Linked DNA regions of Homo sapiens: region 2 is linked to region 1. A link is an interaction called in ENCODE POLR2A ChIA-PET data of the cell type or tissue named here. Cell type or tissue: Panc1. All regions are shown on one strand. Links, peaks and the distances in the headings refer to the core of each region. The heading gives the core; the rest is flanking DNA.

The links. Peaks named below come from ENCODE experiments on the same cell type or tissue, not always from the same donor. Only the 100,000 strongest peaks of a DNase experiment are listed, where the experiment ranks them.
Region 2: POLR2A ChIA-PET joins it to region 1 with 9 read pairs; 2 of 35 experiments call an interaction of 5 or more read pairs at or near these places.

Annotation. Positions count from the first base shown.
Region 1 is chr10:3,499,131-3,502,054 of GRCh38, forward strand. LINC02669 (long intergenic non-protein coding RNA 2669) reads right to left here. Exons shown (of 5, transcript NR_155743.1): 2 at 54-104. All of the region lies in intron 1 of LOC105376360 (a long non-coding RNA gene), which reads left to right. LOC124902538 (a long non-coding RNA gene) reads left to right here. Exons shown (of 2, transcript XR_007062362.1): 2 at 1,537-2,062. Among named protein-coding and RNA genes, the nearest start is that of LINC02669, 2.2 kb to the right of the region's middle. In Panc1, for the core only: no CTCF peak of the experiment used is centred there; a DNase peak (open chromatin) is centred at 1,441; H3K4me3 peaks cover 725 bases; H3K27ac peaks cover 1,687 bases.
Region 2 is chr10:4,699,493-4,702,416 of GRCh38, forward strand. No RefSeq gene overlaps it. Among named protein-coding and RNA genes, the nearest start is that of MANCR, 23 kb to the left of the region's middle. In Panc1, for the core only: no CTCF peak of the experiment used is centred there; no DNase peak of the experiment used is centred there; H3K27ac peaks cover 2,500 bases.

The DNA of each region.
Region 1 (2,924 bases), core at 209-2,708:
AGGGTACTTTGTGGAACTATTTGCAGTATCTACTAAAAGGAATTTAGGCTTACCCAGTGAACAAACATTCCTCTTCTCTGAATGTACCCATGAGAAAAGAGTGCCTAGTACCAAGAGAAAAGATACTGGTGAAAATGTTTAGAGTAGCTTTTTCCATAAATAGCCCCAAGCTGGAAACAGCTCAAATGTCCATGAATAGTATTACGCTACATCGTGTTTATAGTCATACCAGGGAACGTAGACAGCAATGAAAAATAACTACAGATGCACACCCATAAGACAGATTGCTGAGTCAGTATACTCTCTTTGATACGTATAATTCTATTTATATAAAGAAAAAACCAGTAAAATAAGTTTATAATGACAGACATCAGAATAGTGGCTACCTATAGTGTTTTGTTTTGTTCTGTTTTGTTTTGTTTTGAGACAGGGTCTCACTCTGTTGCCCAGGCTGGAGTGCAGTGGCATGATCTTGGCTCACTGCAGCCTCTCTGGCTCAAGCCATCCTCCCACTTCAGGCTCCCCACTAGCTGGGACTATAGGCGCACACCACCACATCCAGCTAATTTTTGTATTTATTTATTATTCTTTTTTTTTGGTAGAGATTGAGTTTTGCCATGTTGCCCAGGCTGGTCTTGAACTCCTGAGTTCAAGCACTCCTCCTACCTCGGCCTCCCAAGGTGCTAGGATTACAGGCATGAGCCACTGTGCCTTGCCTGGTTACCTTTTGAAGGGCTATGATTGCAAGGGTAGGAAGGAGGGTTCTGGAATGGTAATAATGTTCTATTACTTGATCTGAATGATACTTATATTTATGTGCTAATTTTTCTCTAAATTAATCATATACTTATGACATGCATAATAAAGTCAAAATATTTTAAGGTCAAATTAATAAAGGGAATGTCCTAAATGAAGATATTCTGTCTGTGAACAATTATATAGTTATATGAGAGAACTTGCTGGGCATAATAGCTGTAACTTTAATCTTTATTAAATATTATTAAATAATAAGTCATTGTTAAATCTATTAAATAGATTTCTTAAATTGTCCCTAATTTTTCATGAGGGCGGTCTGTATCCATTAGCCAGGTGCCTGAGTTTAGCTAATTTTGGTTTTGGGCAGGAGTTGGGAAAGTCAGACTGTTATCTGACTGATTGTTCATGGACTTTAAAATTAGTCTTACACATACCCCAAGATTTAAAAAAAAAAAAATGACAAAAGAAACTGAAATTTCCTGGAAACAGCCGTCATTTGGGATTCAGAAGACAAAAGACATGATTCAAAACCCTGCCCCTTGCTCTTGACGGGCGATCCCTGCCCAGCCCTGAAAAGTCTCCCTGTTGTCCTGGCCCCTGTCCCAAAGCTGTGGCAATAACATGCACTCAAAGACGTGTTTGCTGGAAGAAGACATGTGAAGCATGAATGGAATTTTGCCTTGGCGATAACGTTGAATGTGCTGTTCTGCGATCCTGTACCAATAGGGCACCAGGCCCGCTCTGAAGTCCGCTAATGGCAATCCCCCTTTGTTCCCTCAGGGACACACAAAGCCACTGTTCCCATAGCAACCCTGCCAAGTGATGTCAGAAACCAGGGTTCGGCCTTGAAGGCTACAACACAAGTGCGGTGTTGACCAGCTAGCAATGACGACAACCCCGAAGACAGCGCCGTGCCTCCAGCAACAGAAATCAGCAGTGCACGTGTGTGCACACACTGTGTCTTGTTTTATGCTTAAAAATTGTGAATAATCCATTTTTAAGTGTGTGTATTCTCTAGAAGCCTGTGTTTCTCCTGATGTGTGTTTTATGCTTAAAAATTGTAAATAATCCATTTTTAAGTGTGTATATTCTTTAGAAGCCCGTGTTTCTCCTGATGTGTCATATCACTTGGAAAATCAGATTTCCTTTTGCTTTCATGAAGACCTATTTTCTGAAATTGAAGATGAAATGATTCATTTGCTCAAACCCTTAAAATGTCCTGACTTTATTCCTTAGGGAGGTTCATCATGTTCAGAGGAGAAGAGAGTGAAGGATTGTTTAATAAAGACCAATCATGTAAATTTTATGATATACATCATTGTTTTAATATACATAGTTGTTTGACTTGGAGAACTCACAGTAAAGAAGACAATTATAGAAATATATTATGGATTTTTGGCTGGGCACGGTGACTCATGCCTGTAATTGAAGCACTCTGGGAGACCAAGGCGGGTGGATCACCTGAGGTTGGGAGTTCGAGACCAGCCTGGCCAATATGGTGAAACCCCATCTCTACTAAAAATACAAAAATTAGCCGGGCATGATGGTGGGCACCTGTAATCCCAGTTACATGGGAGGCTGAAGCAGGAGAATTGCTTGAACCTGGGAGGTGGAGATTGCAGTGAGCCGAGATCGCATCACACACACCAGCCCGGGCAACGAGAGCAAAACTCTCAAAAAAAAAAAAAAAGAAAAGAAATATATTATGGATTTTTAAAAGAGAAAATATTTTATAAAAATTCTAACCTCACTGTCAAATAGCAATCGGCCTCTTTCCTTCAGTTTCCAGGGAAATCAATAGCAGCTCAAATTTAGAAGTTCTGCTTTGAGCCTTTTCAAATCACGCTGTGATTGAGCATTTTACGTGTGACACCATTAGCCAGAGGAACAATCCTGGTTCTGTTGTGTTTTTTTTTTTCTTTTTCAATAGATTTTAGAGAGAAAATGAGACATTGATTGAAGGGTAATCCTTAACATAGAAGGGATTGGAATAACTGTTAAATTTTGCAGATTCTTCAGTTAAACTACTGTGAAAGTCTTGACGTTAGCCTACAAAAAAGCCTTTTATTACAAACTCCATACTTGCTAAAGTGCTGTCTTTTGATACTGCAGTTTTGTTTCTGTAATATATTTATTATTCAGAACAAATGAAATTCTCCAATGTATTT
Region 2 (2,924 bases), core at 154-2,653, 1.2 Mb after region 1:
AACAGTATGGAGGTTCCAGAAAAAATTAAAAATAGAACTATTATATGATCTAGCAATCCCATTGCTGGGTTTGCATATCCAAAGGAGATGAAATCAATATCTCGAAAATATAGCTGCATTACCATGTCCATTGTGGCAATATTCAGAGTAGCTAAGATACAGAATCAACCTAAGGGTTCATCAACAATAGTTGGATAAAGAAAATGTGTGATATATACACAATGAATATTATTCAGCAGTAAAACAAAGGGAAGCCTTTCATTTTTGCAACATGGAAGAAACTGGAGAACATTATGTTGGATGAAATACTCTGTACTTAAAAGTCACTAAAAGAGTAGATTTTAAATGTTCTCATCATAAAAAATGTTAATTAGCTCAATTTAACCATTCTACCATGAATTCATAGCTCAAAACATCACGTTATAAAACATAAATATATACAACTTTCATTTGTCAATAAAAAAGTAATAAATTTTAAAAATAAATAAAATGAAACTAACAAAAATAAAATATTTAGGTGTTAAAATTATGTGTGGGATTGGTATATTCAGAACAACAAAACACTGATGACAGAATAAATGAAGACCTACCTAAATGGAGAGATATACTATAGATATGAATCTGATGACCTCATTTTAGAAAGTTAATTGGCCCTAAATGGATCTAGATTTAATGCAAATACATTTAATATGATACAAAAACAATTAAAATTCCATCAGGATGCTTTTTAGATATTAAAGAGCTGATCCTCAAATTTATATAAAAAGGGAAATGAAGTAAAGTAGTTAAACTTCTTTTAAAAAAGAAGAACAAATTTGGAGGAACCACTTCACCTGATTTGAAACTTACCATAAATCGACATTATCAAAGAGAGTACTTAAAAAATAGTGGACCTCCAAAAATCCTCTCCTCCAAAATAACAGTAAGATCACTGGCAAAGAAAAAAAAAATCATTGCAATCAGCCTTTTCAGAACTGTAGAAATAAACAAAAGACTTGCAGCATTCTCCAGAGTGTTTATTCCAGAAAAAGGCTGACTCTTCATAAAAGCTTTGTGACATTTAAACTTGCCCTATTCGCATCCTCCTCTCCCTAGTTTCTTGATACTCTTGACAACCAGAAGCATAAGCAGTATGGCAGTTTTAAAAATCAGAAGCCTGGCAGTCTCTGGAAGAGGAAGACCATCTTCGGATTACCCTGAAATTCCCTATTCCAGGAGAATTGAAACCATTTGTCCTGTCTAACAGCAACCAAGAAAAGCATCTTTGTCAGGCCTTATCTTTATTTGACCTCAGAGCTCAGTTAGTGAGAAATGCCCTGTGTTATTTGAAAAAAAAAAAAAAAAAAAAGCAAAAATAAGAATAGTGCCTGAGGTAGCAATGATAATTGAGGCAAATAAGAATCTGTCCAAAAGCCTAAAAAATATATATAGGGAATTAGTTGTACCTTAAGGACTTTGAAAAGCTCTACCTCACCCTTGGAAATCTAGATTGTGCCCCTGTACAGGGCTAAGTGTGTGCCAGGAAAGACCTCAGAACACCTCAACCTCTCACTTCTGGCCGTCCTTGAGACTCCATTCAAACAAGAAATGAAGAGTGAGGCAGATTTGTGAACTGCTGGAAAGTGAAGGCATAACCCAACACATGCACCGAACTTCTCAGTAGAGGGTGAGAGACTTACTGGTTCAAGGAATTTCAGGAAATTTGTGACCTGTCATTAGCTCATCAACAAACTGAGTGGAGGCCTTAGTGATTGCACATGGCAAAGAATAGAGACTATGGAATTCGTTCTGGGAAGTCACTAAACAAACAAAGAGCGACAACAGCAATAACAAAAGAGACAATAATAAACCACAGGGAGGAAGGGAAAATCCTGTTGATAGATTTGTTGAACAATATTTAAAATTCTAGTTTTCAACAAAAAATTATAAGACATTTAACAAAGGAAGGTACAGCTGATTTATAATACCCTCTATCCAAATCAGCAGAATGCATTCTTCTTAAGTACATGTAAACATTATCCAGGATAGACAATATGGTAAGCATAAATTATACATCGGTAAGTTTAAAAGGATCAAAACCATTCAAAGTTTATTCTACAATCAAAATGAAATACAATTAAAAATCAATAACAGAAATAAATCAGAAAAATTTATAAATTTGCAGTGTGCAGAGATTAACACATTCCTAAATAATTAATACATCAAAGAAGAAATCCCAAGGGAAGCTATGAAATATATTGAGATTCATGAAAACAAAAACACAATATACCACAGCATATGGAATGTAGTGAAAACAGTACTCAGTGGAATATATATTGCTGTTATGCCAATATTTTAAAAAGAAAAATAAAACATCAATAACAACGTTCCACCTTAAGAAACTAGAAAAGGAAGACTAAACTAAACCCAACCCATGCAAAATAAAGGAAATGAGAACCATTAAAGTGAAAATAAATAAAACAAGTAATAGCAATCAAATAGAGGTAACCAACAAAGCCAAAAACTTTTGAAGTCAACAAAATGTATTAACCTTTATCTAAATTGGCCAAAACTATCTTTATAAAGAATAAATTTGGAATACTGACATTTCTCAATTTCAAAACTTATTAAGAGACCACAGTAATGAAGACAGGCTGGGCATACAGAGCAATGTATTAGAATTAAAAGTCTAGAAATAACCCTTTGCATTTATGGTAAAGTGACTATTTTTACAAGGGTAACAGGACAAGTCGAGGGTAAAGAACAGCATTTTCAACAAATGATGTGAAAAAAATCCTTCAATTGTGAATGGGTAAACAAACTGGTTAATGTATACAATAGAATAGGTACAATTCAGCAACAAAAAGGAATAGACTACTAAGATATTCATCAACTTGGTTGGATTTCAAATGCATTATGTCAATGGAAAGAAGCCAGATCTAAAA